5 separate regions of the Homo sapiens genome follow, and regions 2, 3, 4 and 5 are each linked to region 1. Evidence: chromatin contacts called from ENCODE Hi-C or POLR2A ChIA-PET data. All regions are on one chromosome and are shown on one strand. Each heading gives the region's core, a stretch centred on a gene start or an enhancer-like site at or near the end of the contact. The rest is flanking DNA. Distances are from core to core; before and after follow the strand shown.

What was found. Hi-C counts contacts between places; a loop is a spot of excess contacts on that map. ChIA-PET counts read pairs that join two places held with the same protein, here RNA polymerase II (POLR2A). Pooled maps may share reads with other maps.
Region 2: a loop to region 1 is called in a map of B cell, with 9 times the contacts of the local background. The contact joins the promoter of TNPO1-DT here to the promoter of POC5 in region 1. A Hi-C loop is called at or near these places in 1 of 168 maps with a recorded cell type or tissue (B cell) and 6 of 50 pooled maps. POLR2A ChIA-PET finds 5 or more read pairs at or near these places in 1 of 52 experiments (GM12878).
Region 3: a map of CD4-positive, alpha-beta memory T cell shows a loop between it and region 1 (14-fold over the local background). The contact joins the promoter of SCAMP1-AS1 here to the promoter of POC5 in region 1. A Hi-C loop is called at or near these places in 2 of 168 maps with a recorded cell type or tissue (CD4-positive, alpha-beta memory T cell and naive thymus-derived CD4-positive, alpha-beta T cell) and 8 of 50 pooled maps.
Region 4: a map of CD8-positive, alpha-beta T cell shows a loop between it and region 1 (12-fold over the local background). The contact joins the promoter of AP3B1 here to the promoter of POC5 in region 1. A Hi-C loop is called at or near these places in 3 of 168 maps with a recorded cell type or tissue (CD4-positive, alpha-beta T cell, CD8-positive, alpha-beta T cell and naive thymus-derived CD4-positive, alpha-beta T cell) and 8 of 50 pooled maps.
Region 5: a loop to region 1 is called in a map of CD8-positive, alpha-beta T cell, with 8 times the contacts of the local background. The contact joins the promoter of TBCA here to the promoter of POC5 in region 1. A Hi-C loop is called at or near these places in 3 of 168 maps with a recorded cell type or tissue (CD4-positive, alpha-beta T cell and CD8-positive, alpha-beta T cell) and 10 of 50 pooled maps.

Annotation. Positions count from the first base shown.
Region 1 is chr5:75,716,173-75,718,695 of GRCh38, reverse strand. POC5 (POC5 centriolar protein) reads left to right here and starts at 1,259. Exons shown (of 12, transcript NM_001099271.2): 1 at 1,259-1,390. It overlaps LOC441087 (a long non-coding RNA gene), which reads right to left and starts at 1,264. Exons shown (of 3, transcript NR_149046.1): 1 at 1,112-1,264. RefSeq lists an enhancer at 1,554-1,863.
Region 2 is chr5:72,815,281-72,817,803 of GRCh38, reverse strand. It overlaps TNPO1-DT (TNPO1 divergent transcript), which reads left to right and starts at 1,256. Exons shown (of 9, transcript NR_186518.1): 1 at 1,256-1,651. It overlaps TNPO1 (transportin 1), which reads right to left and starts at 1,143. Exons shown (of 25, transcript NM_002270.4): 1 at 1,052-1,143. The coding sequence starts at 1,066. RefSeq lists enhancers at 367-416, 1,497-1,576 and silencers at 877-1,096, 1,137-1,236.
Region 3 is chr5:78,359,278-78,361,800 of GRCh38, reverse strand. It overlaps SCAMP1-AS1 (SCAMP1 antisense RNA 1), which reads left to right and starts at 1,260. Exons shown (of 2, transcript NR_105014.1): 1 at 1,260-1,587; 2 at 1,816-2,523. SCAMP1 (secretory carrier membrane protein 1) reads right to left here and starts at 1,184. Exons shown (of 9, transcript NM_004866.6): 1 at 1,073-1,184. The coding sequence starts at 1,129. RefSeq lists enhancers at 425-544, 939-1,535, 1,455-1,614, 1,645-1,734, 1,536-2,132 and silencers at 635-754, 1,185-1,274.
Region 4 is chr5:78,293,434-78,295,956 of GRCh38, reverse strand. AP3B1 (adaptor related protein complex 3 subunit beta 1) reads left to right here and starts at 1,259. Exons shown (of 27, transcript NM_003664.5): 1 at 1,259-1,505. The coding sequence starts at 1,378. RefSeq lists enhancers at 1-48, 423-996.
Region 5 is chr5:77,775,074-77,777,596 of GRCh38, reverse strand. TBCA (tubulin folding cofactor A) reads left to right here and starts at 1,258. Exons shown (of 4, transcript NM_004607.3): 1 at 1,258-1,392. The coding sequence starts at 1,340. RefSeq lists silencers at 1,112-1,371, 1,492-1,661.

The sequences.
Region 1 (2,523 bases), core at 10-2,509:
TCACTATCACCCAGGCAGGAGTGCAGTGGCGATATCTTGGCTCACTGCAACCTCTGCCTCCTGGGTTTAAGGGATTCTCCTGCCTCAGCCTTCGGAGTAGCTGGGACTACAGGCGTAAGCCACCACACCCGGCTAATTTTTGTATTTTTAGTAGAGATGGGGTTTCACCATGTTGGCCAGCCTGGTCTCGAACTCCTGACCGCAGGTGATCCGCCTGCCTCGTCCTCCCAAAGTGTTGGGATTACAGGCGTGAGCCAACGCGCCCAGCCTAGACTAGCAATTTCTCAAAGGGTGGTCTGCAGACTCCTGCATCAGAATCACTGGCAGTGTGTGTTAAAAATTCAGATTTCCTGACGGTGTCCATGACCGAAGGAATCAACACCTTCGGCCGGGCGTGGTGGCTCACGCCTGTAATCCCAGCACTTTGGGAGGCCGAGGTGGGCGGAACACCTGAGGTCAGGAGTTCGAGACCAGCCTGGCCAACATGGTGAAACTCCATCTCTACTAAAAATACAAAAATTAGCCAGGCGTGGTGGCGGTCGTCTGTAATCCCAGCTACTCGGGAGGCTGAGGCAGGAGAATCCCTTGAACCTGGGAGGCGGAGGTTGCAGTGAGCCGAGATAGTGCCACTGCACACCAGCCTGGACGGCAGAGCAAGACTCCATCTCAAAAAAAAAAAAAGCACCTCCAAGTGATTCTGTTGCAGGGGATCTGTGGATGATGCAGATTTTTTTTTTGTTTTTAATTTTTTATAGAGAAAGGGTCTCCCTATGTTCCCCAGACTAGTCTCGAACTCCCGGGCTCAAGCGATCCTCCCACTTCGGCCTCCCAAAGTGCCGGGATTACTGGCATGAACCACCACACCTGGCCCAGAATTTCGGATTGTTCTTATGCAGACGAAAGCATTAGGACTCATATCTAGGTTACCGGAATTGTTGAAAGCCAACAGCACACGGCATTAGCCAACTTCAGCCCTGCTCAACAGCCTCTATCCAAATCAGCTCCCGGAGCCGCTTAGCAGCCTGCAGCCGCTGAACAGAACTGAGCACGCGCAATATTTAATCCCCACGGGCGCTGGGTGGGGCTCCCTAGGACCCCGCCCCCTACCAACCTGCGGAGCCAGGGGGCGGGGCTCTCCAAAGTAATTCCGGCTTCTCCCGGCAGCGGCCCAAATCCCCGCCCCCAGCTCTCGGACCAATCAAACGGCAGATTGCTGAAACAAAGGACCAATGCCCAGGGCGGTCCTTAATTCCTCCCTGCAGTTTGAAACTGTCAGGTTGCCGTCTAGGTAGCGGTTGTGCTTGCTGAGGCTGCACTTGCTGACACTGCAGCTGCGACGCGGCTAAGAGGCGCAGAGCGAGGAGTCGGGATTTGGTCGCGAGCGGCGACGGTGGGTAGCAGCGCTCCGGGCAGATCCTGCGTCCCTGCATCCCTGGCGAAAGTAGTGGAGGGAGATTTAAAGTTCCTTGGCGCGTGTTTCCTCCCCCTGGGCTCTTCCCCAGACCGCGAGTGATTCAGCTGTTGTGCCGGAAGGTCCCAAAGTTTCCCCTCCGAGGCGTGCAGGAAGAGGAAGTGAGCAGGAGTGAGGGATGCTGAGCGATTACTGTCATCAGAGGTTCCGGTCACTTAAAACGTTGAGAAAAAATAACCATGTATAAAGCTCTGTTGTGCTTAAGTAAGATTTTTCTTAAAACAGGCTGGGTCGGAAGGTGATGGAAGAAAACTTATGGCCTTTTGCTTACTGCAATGGCTTTTCTCCTCTGCTTCTAGTCCCTGCTTTGGGGAGGGGCTGGCGCGCCCCTTTCCTTGAGTGCAGCTAGGCCTGGTGAAAGGCACAGGCGACATCACCCTGCTGCTAGTTTGCATGTTAATTCGCTCTTCCTTTGCCTCTTGGGGGTTCCATTTGAATTCCCAGACCCCTGTTTTGCTGTCAGCCAGATAATTACCAAGATGTTATTTTATGTTTCTGGCAACAGAGAAGCACACAAAAGTTTTGATCTTGTTTTCTGATACCTTGGATTAGAGACTACTGAAAATGTAGTGAACTAATGTGCGTCCGCCACCCATTAAAGCAGTTTTCATTTTTCTCCTTTGTTTCTGAACCTAGAAACAGTAAGGAAAATGCTACTGTTCTAGAGTTTCAAATAACTCATACCTTGTTGACATAAAGCAGGGCAGATGGAAGATAGCATATTTTCCAAGAGTGCGGTGGGTTTTTTTGTGTCTGCAGTGTGTCCATATTAAGAAACAATTTTTGAGATCTGACCATACTTACTAGCTCATTTTTAAATAATCAGCACCCCCCCCCCCCCACCCCTGTTACCTGCCTGGTCTCAAATCCTGAAGGAAGAAGTGAATAAAAATATAAATGGACCAAGTTATCACAGTGGTAGATTTGAAGTCAGTGAAGCAGCCATTCCTTGCTGCAGATACATGCACTTATTTTATCCTCCCTAATTGGCTTAACTAAAGACAGTCATGCTGAGATTTAGTTTACTTAACATGTGTATGCACAGTGATACT
Region 2 (2,523 bases), core at 7-2,506, 2.9 Mb after region 1:
GAGTAGTACGTCAGGACAGCCATTTTACAACCTTCATTTCCAAACACCTATTACACCATACATCTTGCAATTTTAAAAGTATCTTTTCTTTAGGGTAAAAAAAGTACCACTTACACATTCATCATTTAAGTCATTACTGTTTCAAAGGACAGTTATTAAGCTTCTTAATACAGCTGTCAAAATCAATTTGTAGATAGCCTCCAATTTCAAATTTCTACATTTACATCTACTGATAGACCATCCTGATTAGCGATTAAGATAACAGACTTAAACTCTAAGCAATCCTTGCAAAATCCAGTTGATTTTTAAAATCAGTAAGCAACACGCGATCATTTTTAAAGAAAGTCATTCCGAAAATAGCTTGATTGTGGTGGCCAATCTGCTCCTCAGCAGCTGTTCCCTGTTGCTTGTACGCATGGGAGTGGAGGTAGAAGGGCAAAACCCACAAGCCCACGCAAAACTCGTACAGTCACAAACATTATGTAAACATGTCGTGAGGCCAAGAGGCCCCAAGGAGAAAGAACCGCCGGGAGGAAGAGAACGGCAAGCTGCATGTAAGGACGATGGGCGCTGTGTGCGGACGCAGGAGACCCGGGCAGAGGGGCCCAGGGCGGGACAAAGACTGGCCCATCTCGGGCAGCGCCGGCCAGCGCCCAGAACCAGTGAAAGGCAGCCGTCCCGGGGCAGCCGACTGCAGCACTCAAGGGCCCTCAAACGCCACAGCTTAACAGGCGAGGCAAACGCTCCCCTGAATGTAAGACCCTTCCCTTCCCGCCCCTTGTAACGGGCTCCTGCCGCCCCTAACGGGATCCTCGGACGCTTGAGGAGCCGCCGTCGCCTGCTCCCTACCCGGGTCCCGCAGGGCGCCTGGGCGGGCAGCTGTTGGGGTTAGAACCGCGCCGCCGCTGCCTCTCGGCTTCAAACGGCCGGGCAGGCGCCGAGAGAGCGGGCGAGCCCGGCGTCTCTCCCGTAGGCGCGTCAGGCAGCTCGGCGCTCCCAGCCTCCGTTCCCGCCCCTGCAGTTCGGGGCCGCGCACCCTCACGCCACCTACCCGGTCCCACACCATCCCAGACGCCTCGGGCGCTCGGGCCTTCGGCCGAAGCGGCACTGCCTCCTGTCCGGGGCCTGAAATGGCTGCGGAACAAAGAGAATCTGGGCTTCACCGAGCGCCGGTCCGATTGGCCGGGGGGCGGAGCCCGCGGCGGGAACATTCGGCGGCGGTCGCCTTGGCAACGGCGGCGGGGCTAGGAAAATTGCTGCCTGGGTCGGCTGGGCCTGTGGGCCTGCGTCCGACAGCGCGCGGCCGTGCTTTCTAAGCGGGCTCGGCAGCACCAGACTTCACCGGCCCGGCGCGGGGCTCACAAGTGCTCGCACTCCCTGCGGCCGGCGCGCTGACCGGAGCCTCTGGGTCTCGCACGCAGCAGCTGCAGACGCTGCCCGGCGCGGTGGGGCTGTGAGCAAAACGGCCCGCCGGTGTGGTTGCCCAGACTGTGCTGGGCCCTCCTAGGTGGATGGCCCTGCCCCAGCCTAACTTCTGTACCCCAGCATAACCTCCAAAGTAACAGCCGTGCCCTGGGAGCCTGTTCAACACTGAACATATCCCACAATAACACTGTTCCAGCGTCGCTGGTAAAAAGCAGAAATGGCTTCGGTAGGTAGACGCCGGTGGATGGCTGCCCGCTTAGAACAAGATAGGCTTTTGACGTATGTTGTATCTGGCGTATAAACTACTATGTAATTAGAATTCAGTGATTTATAAAATGTTTACGCCTCCAGGTGTTCAATCCTATAAAACTGTAGTTTCTTGCTCTTAGAAATAACAAGCCTTTCTCTCCCTAACCTGCCATCATGAGAAATTAAAATGTCCTGTATTTTCTGTACGGCAAATGATTCAAAATGGGAGTGGTGGACGTTTTTATACCCAACTGCAACAAGGGTAATGAGATAAATATCAGTTTCCTTCCCTCAGATTATTCTTATATGTAAAATTTACTGTATAAAAATACTTAAAATTTGCATAGCTAGCTGATTTTTATTTTCTAAGGTGATGATGCCCGTGATAATATTCCTCACATGATCAGTGTGAGTAGAAATACCAGCAGTTCCGACTATCTTACTGGAAGTGCTGTATATATTTTGAAAATGTGTGACAGTTGTTGCCTTCCTGTCATAGTTTAGGTAAAATTACAGTACATAATACTAGAAAATGTCTAAATTTTTACTAAGGTAATTTATTTGTTCTTCTAAACGTGTTAACAATTTTCATTTGAATTACAGTCATTTTGCAGGAACAACTAGTTTATTTAACTTAAAATTTGAGACTAAAAGTACCATTTTTTAATCATTGGGAAATTGAACTTAGCAAGGGAAAATATAGATAACTAAAATATTCATGATTTCAACATGTTATAATATTAATTTGATAGTAATTGGATACAGTAGTGTATATCAAAAAGAGCCCCCCCCCCCAAATAGGAGTAGATTACCAAGAAAAAAATGTAATATAAACTTTTCTGAATGGTA
Region 3 (2,523 bases), core at 11-2,510, 2.6 Mb before region 1:
GACCACAAATTAGAGTTCCTGTTTTATTCTGTGTGACTGCAAATTAAAGTTACTACTGCACATGGCCGGGGGGATTGAGAAACAACTTCAACCAACAGTTGGAAACAAATTACACGTGCTAACAGTTACACTCATTAGGAAATTCAGAATACTTTCAAAGAGAGAGTTATTTAGATGTTGCATTCATTTAAACGCAGACGATGAATATCTCAGCCGCCTTCCTTTGCAGGATTCTGTGCCAAGCCCTTCCGAAGCCGGGGTTGATAAGGTCGACTCCAAGAAGAAAAGCAGCTCAAGTAGGAAATGGTATCCTCACATAGCCCAGAGAACCGGTGACGCACTAGGAGCTTGGAAAATATCCCATCGTTTACCTTGCTAGAAGCAGCTGGGTAGGGAAGAGGTCGTCCACGTGCACTATTGTTTTCCAGATATGTTTATTTTTAAGTTTTGCTTTGGTATCAATAACCTCAACCTCAACCTAACAGAAAGAGGGGGGATGGCAGCGCCACTGGTGGTATTTGGGTGCAACACAAGTTTAAAAAATAAAAACATAACCTTTTTTTTTTTAATTGCAGCATACTCGGTGCCCTCACCTCTCTCCTCCTCCACACCTCTGCCATCACCCCACGCAGCTCTCCGCCGCCGCCACCTCGGGTCCCCATGACAACCCCACCCCAGGGCGGGCCCCCCTCCGCCGACTCCCGGCCCTGCCAGCCACACTTGCTTGGCAAGGGGCGACTCTACCTGCCCTCGGCTTTCTCTCCTGAGAGGCGGGCCAGGACCCCTCCGGGCGCGCGGGCCCAGTCCCGGCTGCAGACACGACCCTCACCAGTCGGGGACGTGTGGAAGGGCGACCGGGCACGAGCTGAGGAGGTTCCACCCCCAAGCCCCAAAACCCAAAGGAGTGACACGGGGCCGGGGCGCGACCCCAAATGGAGGACGGCGGCCCCGCGCCCCTCTCTGGGCTGCTAAGGGGAGCCGAGGGGCAGACGCAGTGGGCGCGAAGGAACTCGTCCGTTTTCACAAACAACGACGCGTCGCGGCGGCAGGAGATGCTGGGGCCGAAGCTCACCTTGAAGGGATTGTTGAGATCCGGGTCGGCAAACGGGTTACTGTCGAAATCCGACATCTCTCTGGCTCTCGGCGTCACCCACCCGACCCAGGCGCAGAGAGAGAGACGAGGCGAGGCCGCCGCCCCCCTGCGCGCTCACGTCGCCGCCGCCGAGCAGATCCGGGTGCAGCTCGCGGGCCACCCAGCCGGCCGCGCCACTGAGCATGCCCGGTGCGGCGGGCTCCTGGCCGCGGCGCAGCTCGCGTTCGCCATCCCGTTCCTCCGGGCCCGGATCCCACGCTCCGGGCTTTAGCTGCGACCGAGTAGGCAGTCGGGGCGAAGGAAACGGGAACTGAAAGCGATGAAAAGCGTTCCACACGCCACGAGCCCGCGGGATCCTCGGAGAGTATGGAACCCTTCCCCTCCGCTCTCAGCCGGAGGCCAGCTGCGTCCAGCCGGGCTCGGTCTTCTGAACACCGATTTCAAATCAGGTCCTCGGGGCCCAGCGTCACTTAGGGAAGTGGTGGCATTTTGTGGTAAGGACGCACACTTGTCAGGTTGGGGGAGGCAGCCTGAGTCGTGGGCCGCGCACCCCGGGAGCAGTGCCGTTAGACCGTGGGACGCGGGCACTGGAGAGGCTACTGCACCGCCCTCCGCAAATTACCTCCCCGGGGCGGGGGCGCGGCCGCTGCTAAGGATTTTTGCATACCCCTGACCCCACCTGAGAATCCCGGCCTCCCATCTTCCGGTCTCTCTGACTCTAGGTTGCTGCTAAATCACGGAGAGCAGCCTTGGCGCTGCCGGTCCCAACTTGATCCAAGGAGCCTTGAGAAGGAGATGAGATTCAGTACCAGGGGCCGGCCGTGGCTCCCATCCTCCGGAATCTGCAAAATGGCTACTTCTTCAGAAATAATGGGGAGAGGGATGGCAAGAGGCCAGAGATCAAGGCCCTCGAGTATTAACTTGAGCATTTGGGCACAAAATAGACACTTTTGGATTTTCCCGTCTTTTCCAACACCAAGGATGAGATTATCAAAAGATGTGTTAAATTAATTTGTACCGGCCGGGCGCGGTGGCTTACGCCTGTAATCCCAACACTTTGGGAGGCCGAGGCGGGCGAATCACAAGGTCATGAGTTCGAAACCAGCCTGGCCAATATGGTGAAACCCCCGTCTCTACTAAAAATACAGAAATTAGCCGGGAGTGGTGGCGTACGCCTGTAGTCCCAGCTACTCTGGAGGCTAAGGCAGGAGAATCGCTTGAATCCGGGAGGTGGAGGTCGCAGTGAGCCGAGACCGGGCCACTGCACTCCAGCCTGGGAGACAGAGCGAGACTCTGTCTCAAGAAAAAAAAAAAATCAATTTGTACCATTCCTTGCCCCACCCTGCCGAACTTATTGAAAGAGCATCGCTTTCCTCACTTTTCTCCTCTAACAGAAAAGCACTTAGATGAAGCTACAGGGAGCCAGAATT
Region 4 (2,523 bases), core at 10-2,509, 2.6 Mb before region 1:
TGGAGATCATACTCTCATCCTTGAAAACGCCCCACCGCCTTCCCTGGGGCGGCCGGCCTCCAGGTTCGCGTTCTACCTGGTAGAATCCCTTGACAGTTTCAGTACCTGGCCGCCAGGGCTTTGGGTGTTAATGCCTTCCTTGGACGGGAGGCACTGGGGAGAAGAGAGGGAAGGCGCTGAAACCCACCTGAGAAGGCGGGCTGGGGGAAGGCACCCCGGGAAAGAGGTTTTCTCGGGTGCCAGCACCCGGAGAGAGCTACTCTGGGGCCAGGCAAGCATCCCGCCTAGGCTCCCTAGTGCATATTAGTGAGTAACACGACTGGCGCGCGAGGTGGTCCATTTTATTTTTGGTAGCTAGACGCCAATAGGACGCACCACTTCAGCTCCAAACGGGAACTGGTGGCCCCAAGATGTTTTCTTTTCTTTTTCATTTTTTTGAGACAGGGTCTCGCTCTGTCGCCCAGGCTGGAATGCAGTGGAGAGATCTCAACTCATCGCTACCCCCTCCTTCTGGGTTCGAGTGATCCTCCCACCTCAGCCTCAGTAGCTGGGACCACAGACACGCGCCACCACGCCGGCTAATTTTTATATTTTTTGCAGAGAAAGGGTCTCGCTATGTTGCCTAGGCTGGTCTCGAACTCCTGGCCTCAAGTGATCCACCCGCCTCGGCCTCCCAAAGTGCTGGAATTACTGGCGTGAGCCACCGCGCCCGGTCTGCCCCCAAGACTTTCATTGAAAAGATGGAATGGTCGCTTCTGTGCGGATCCTCCAAACCATCGTTGGGAGAGGCCTCCTTAAAGTCTAGGAGAAAAGTTGTTTGGGACCGATATGAAAGTAAGGCAAAGCCGGATGGAAGAGAGTAGCCGAAACAAGCAAGAAAAGGAAAAGCGATCGTGATGGGTTTAGGAAAGGTGATCTGGCGTGCTAAATGGCATTTCCGGAGAAATCTGAAAACTATTGCTTTACTGAAGTATAGCAAAGAGCTGTCCGGGCTCTGGAAACTCCTTAACGGATCAAAACGGATGCAATGGGTATCCTTCTCCAAAGACACACCTCAAACGGGCCGGGAGCCGGGCAGTTAGCCACCCGCTGCCTCCCCTTCCGCAGTCCGGCTCGCAGCCGCTCAGCTACCTCTAAAGCCCGGAGCAGGAAAGTCCGCGCAGGCCTGGATGGCCCGGGTGGTAATCTAGCAGGCCTGCACACTGCGCATGCGCAGGGGGTGGACTGCCAGGTCGGCTCAGGGAGCCGTGACGAGTCCGGAAGCGCCTGCGCGCGCTCCTCCGTACGAGAACTAGTTTTGTTCCGTGCCCTCTGGACTGGAACCTTTTGGAGAGAACCCCCGGCAGGACCAACCCCGCACCCGCCAGCACCGCGGCAATGTCCAGCAATAGTTTTCCTTACAATGAGCAGTCCGGAGGAGGGGAGGCGACGGAGCTGGGTCAGGAGGCGACCTCAACCATTTCCCCCTCGGGGGCCTTCGGCCTCTTTAGCAGCGATTTGAAGAAGTGAGGAGAAAGGTTTGGGTTGCGGGGATGGGAGGGAGGAGCTGCGGACTCGGAGGAGTGGGCGCCAGGGTGGGCTTCCTGGAGAGGAGCGGGGTCGCCCTGAGGTCTGAGCAGGGCAGGGCGGTAACGTGTCCCGCGGGTGGGTAGGTGGGGTTGGTTGGCGGTGGTGGGAGTTGTGGGAGTTTGGGGCGAATGTGTGTAGGGGTCTCTAGTAGTTTTCAAACTTTAGTGAAAAGGAAACCACTTGGTGAGCTTAGATCCCACCCCTGAAGACACTGATTGAATTGGACTTGGGCTGGGCTCAGGAGTCTGAATTTTGAGCATCGTCTTCTAGTTTATTTACCGTTCGCCGGATCAGACTTTAATACATTCCCTGATTAGGGTGAAAGGAGTGTTTTGGTGAAGGTGAGAGTGCGAGTGTTGCTTGTGGGAAGTTATTTTGTGACCCCGGAGTGTAGGAGCAGAGAGGTGGATTTAGGCTGTTTGAATGGACAAACTGGTTTACACCAGTATTAATGTTCTTGGATTATGTCCTTTGCACTACAGACAAAAACACCAATCCAAAATAAGCATATGAATAGAAAATATTTTAAAAGAGTGTTACTGTGAACAAATCCAAAACTTTTACAGATTAATAATGTGAATTTTAAAAACGAATGTTAAACAAGGTACACTTAGTTTTGTAAAAAGTATCACCGAGAAATGGAAAGAAATCCCAAGTTGTTTGTTTTGGGGGGTGGGTTGGTGGTAGTGGTTACATTTACCAGAATTATCATTTTTACATTTCTCTTATTTTAAATCTTTCATTACTAAGCAATAGGGTCACATAATAGTCTGTCACTAAATTCATGCTAAATTAAGGTAGAATAGCTGTGCTAGTAGCTTTGCAGATCTGTTAGAGGGTATAATTAAAATTTAAATTAAACGTTACTAACAATATTGGGTAGTCTAGAAAGTGCTACTACTTCAAATTGGGATTACATTTTGGCTGTATTGAGGATCAAAATCATATATATAG
Region 5 (2,523 bases), core at 9-2,508, 2.1 Mb before region 1:
AAGGAAAAAGACAGTCATATGGGTGTCTTTGAAGGATGGTACCAAGAAATTTTAAAAAGGGGGTGGGCTCGGTGGCTCATGACTGTAATCCCAGCACTTTTGGAGGGTGAGGTGGGCCTCACCTGAGGTCAGGAGTTCTAGCCAGCCTGGCCAACGTGGTGAAACCCCGTTTCTACTAAAAATACAAAAAAAAAAAAAAAAAAAAATTAGCCAGGCATAGTGGAACGCGCCTATAATTCCAGCTACTCTAGGGGCTGAGGCAGGAGAATCACTTGAACCCAGGAGGCGGAGGTTGCAGTGAGCCGAGATCAAGCCACTGCACGACAGAGTGAGAATCTGTCTCAAAAAAAAAAAAAAGAAAAAGAAAAAGAAAAGCAATTTTAAAAAGGGCGATTCTGCCCTGTATTCCTCAGGAGATTCTCTTAGGAAGGGACTGCTAGAGCTCACTGTAGATGTGCCTCATTTTATGCAACAAATATATTTTTGAACATATAAAATAGTCAAATGTTGTTCAGCATCTACCATGCGTCAGACAATGAGCTAGGTGTTTTAACCCTTATACCTAATCTGTAAAATGGACATTATTATTTCCATTTTGCAGACTGATCAGCTGCAAGGCTAAACAGCATACGTATCAGTGTTGTCTAGCTAATAGTCTAGCTATTAAAGGGTGGAACCTCGATTGTAAGCCGGTTTGTCTGATTAGGAAGCCCAAGGTTTTGTGTGCGACACACATTCTTGTAAGTTAAATATTTAGGATACACTATAAGTGATCATCTGAAGAAGTTCTGTTAGTCATTTCCTTTGAAAGGCACGTTATCTACAAACCTTCTTGCAGGGATTTGAGGTAAAGGGCAAGGATTTTCTTGACTGCGTGCATGATGGCAGTTTGTTTCACTACACATGCATCACTCTGCCTCATCTGACACCAGATAACGACATCGAAAATACCCTTAATACATTTTTTAGGTCACTCCGTCCATTAAGCAGATAATCCCGCAAAGCAACGTCCCAGAGAGACGTTAGTTTCCCCAAAGGCCCAGGCTGTGGAGACCGGGATAGTGTAACTTGCGCCTGAAGTAAAAAGAGGGGCAGTCCGAGAGAGAGGAGGAGGGCACGTTTCACTACGGGTAAAGGGGCGCACGAGGGGTAAAGGGACTGGCGGGAGCAGGGTACCGCCCTCTAGTAAACCCGCCCCGCGGGGCGTGGCGGGGACGACGGGCCGCGCAGCCTGCGCATGCGCGCCGGCGACCACGCCTAAATAGCCGCAGCCTCTGCGCGTCGCCCTCCACGGTTACCCCGGCTCTCCGCCCCTCCTTCTCGCGGCGCTCGAGGGACCATGGCCGATCCTCGCGTGAGACAGATCAAGATCAAGACCGGCGTGGTGAAGCGGTAAGGAGCCGGGAGCGGCGCCCTGCACCTCCTCTTCGTCACCTCATGGCGGCCCGCGAGGCTGAGCGGAGCGCAGGCCCGAGGAGGCCCGAGGCGGGCTCCGAACTCCAGGCCGCACCCGGGGCTCCGCAGTTGGCTGGGACTGGCAGGGACCCAGCGGGGCGCGCTGACGCCCGAGCCCGCCAGCCTCGCACGCCGCTTCCCGTCCCTCTCCGCTCACTGGCCGCTCTGATTTGCCGGAAGAGTCGGCGGTGGCCCGGTTTCTCGGCGCCCGCGGTGGGAAGGTGGTGGGCCGCGGCCTGCGAGGGCGGGCCGGGCCCTGATCCCGTGCCTCCTGTGTGCGCGCGCCGGCCTCTCCTTGCTGAACTTGGCCCGGGGAAGCGGGATCCCAGCTGTGCTCTCAAATGGGCTTGAAAGCAGGCTCTGAAGTTTAGGGGGATGCGGAGGATCTGGGCCTCGTCAAAAAAGACCGTAGTGGAGCCGTGTGACCTAACATGGCTGGCGTGACTGGCAGGCTTTGAGAACTGGGCCTGAACTTCTAGCACACTCAGCAAACTTATGTGGCCTCACTTTCTCCAGTCAGATTCCCCGAAGCTCGCCCCAGAGGCTGTGAGATGCTGTTTAAATAACTTGTGAACCAGAAGTATCTGAGACAGGTCTTAATTTGGAATGTTTATTTTGCCAAGGACGTGCCCATGACACAGCCTCAGGAGGTCCTGATGACATGTGCCCAAGGCGGTTGGGGCACAGCTTGGTGTAATACGTTTTAGGGAGACCTCAGATATTAGTCAATGGGTAAGGTGTACCTTGGTTCCCTCCAGAAAGGCAGGACAACTAGAAGGTTGGGGGGCATCCAGGTCATAGATAAGAGACAAATGGTTGCATTCTTTTGAGTCTTTGATCAGCTTTTCACTTAATACACAATTTACATGTGAGAGAGGGATAGAAGAATAGTCACTTATGCCTTAGTCGGCTAAATGAATCTGCGATTTTACATACACAGTAGGGCAGAGGAAGCAGTCAGTTACGCATTTGTCTCAGGTGGGTAGAGGGGTGACTTTGAGTTCTGTTCTTTGTCCCATACCTGTGAAGATAAGCTATCAATTTACATTGCCAGGGTGAAATACAACA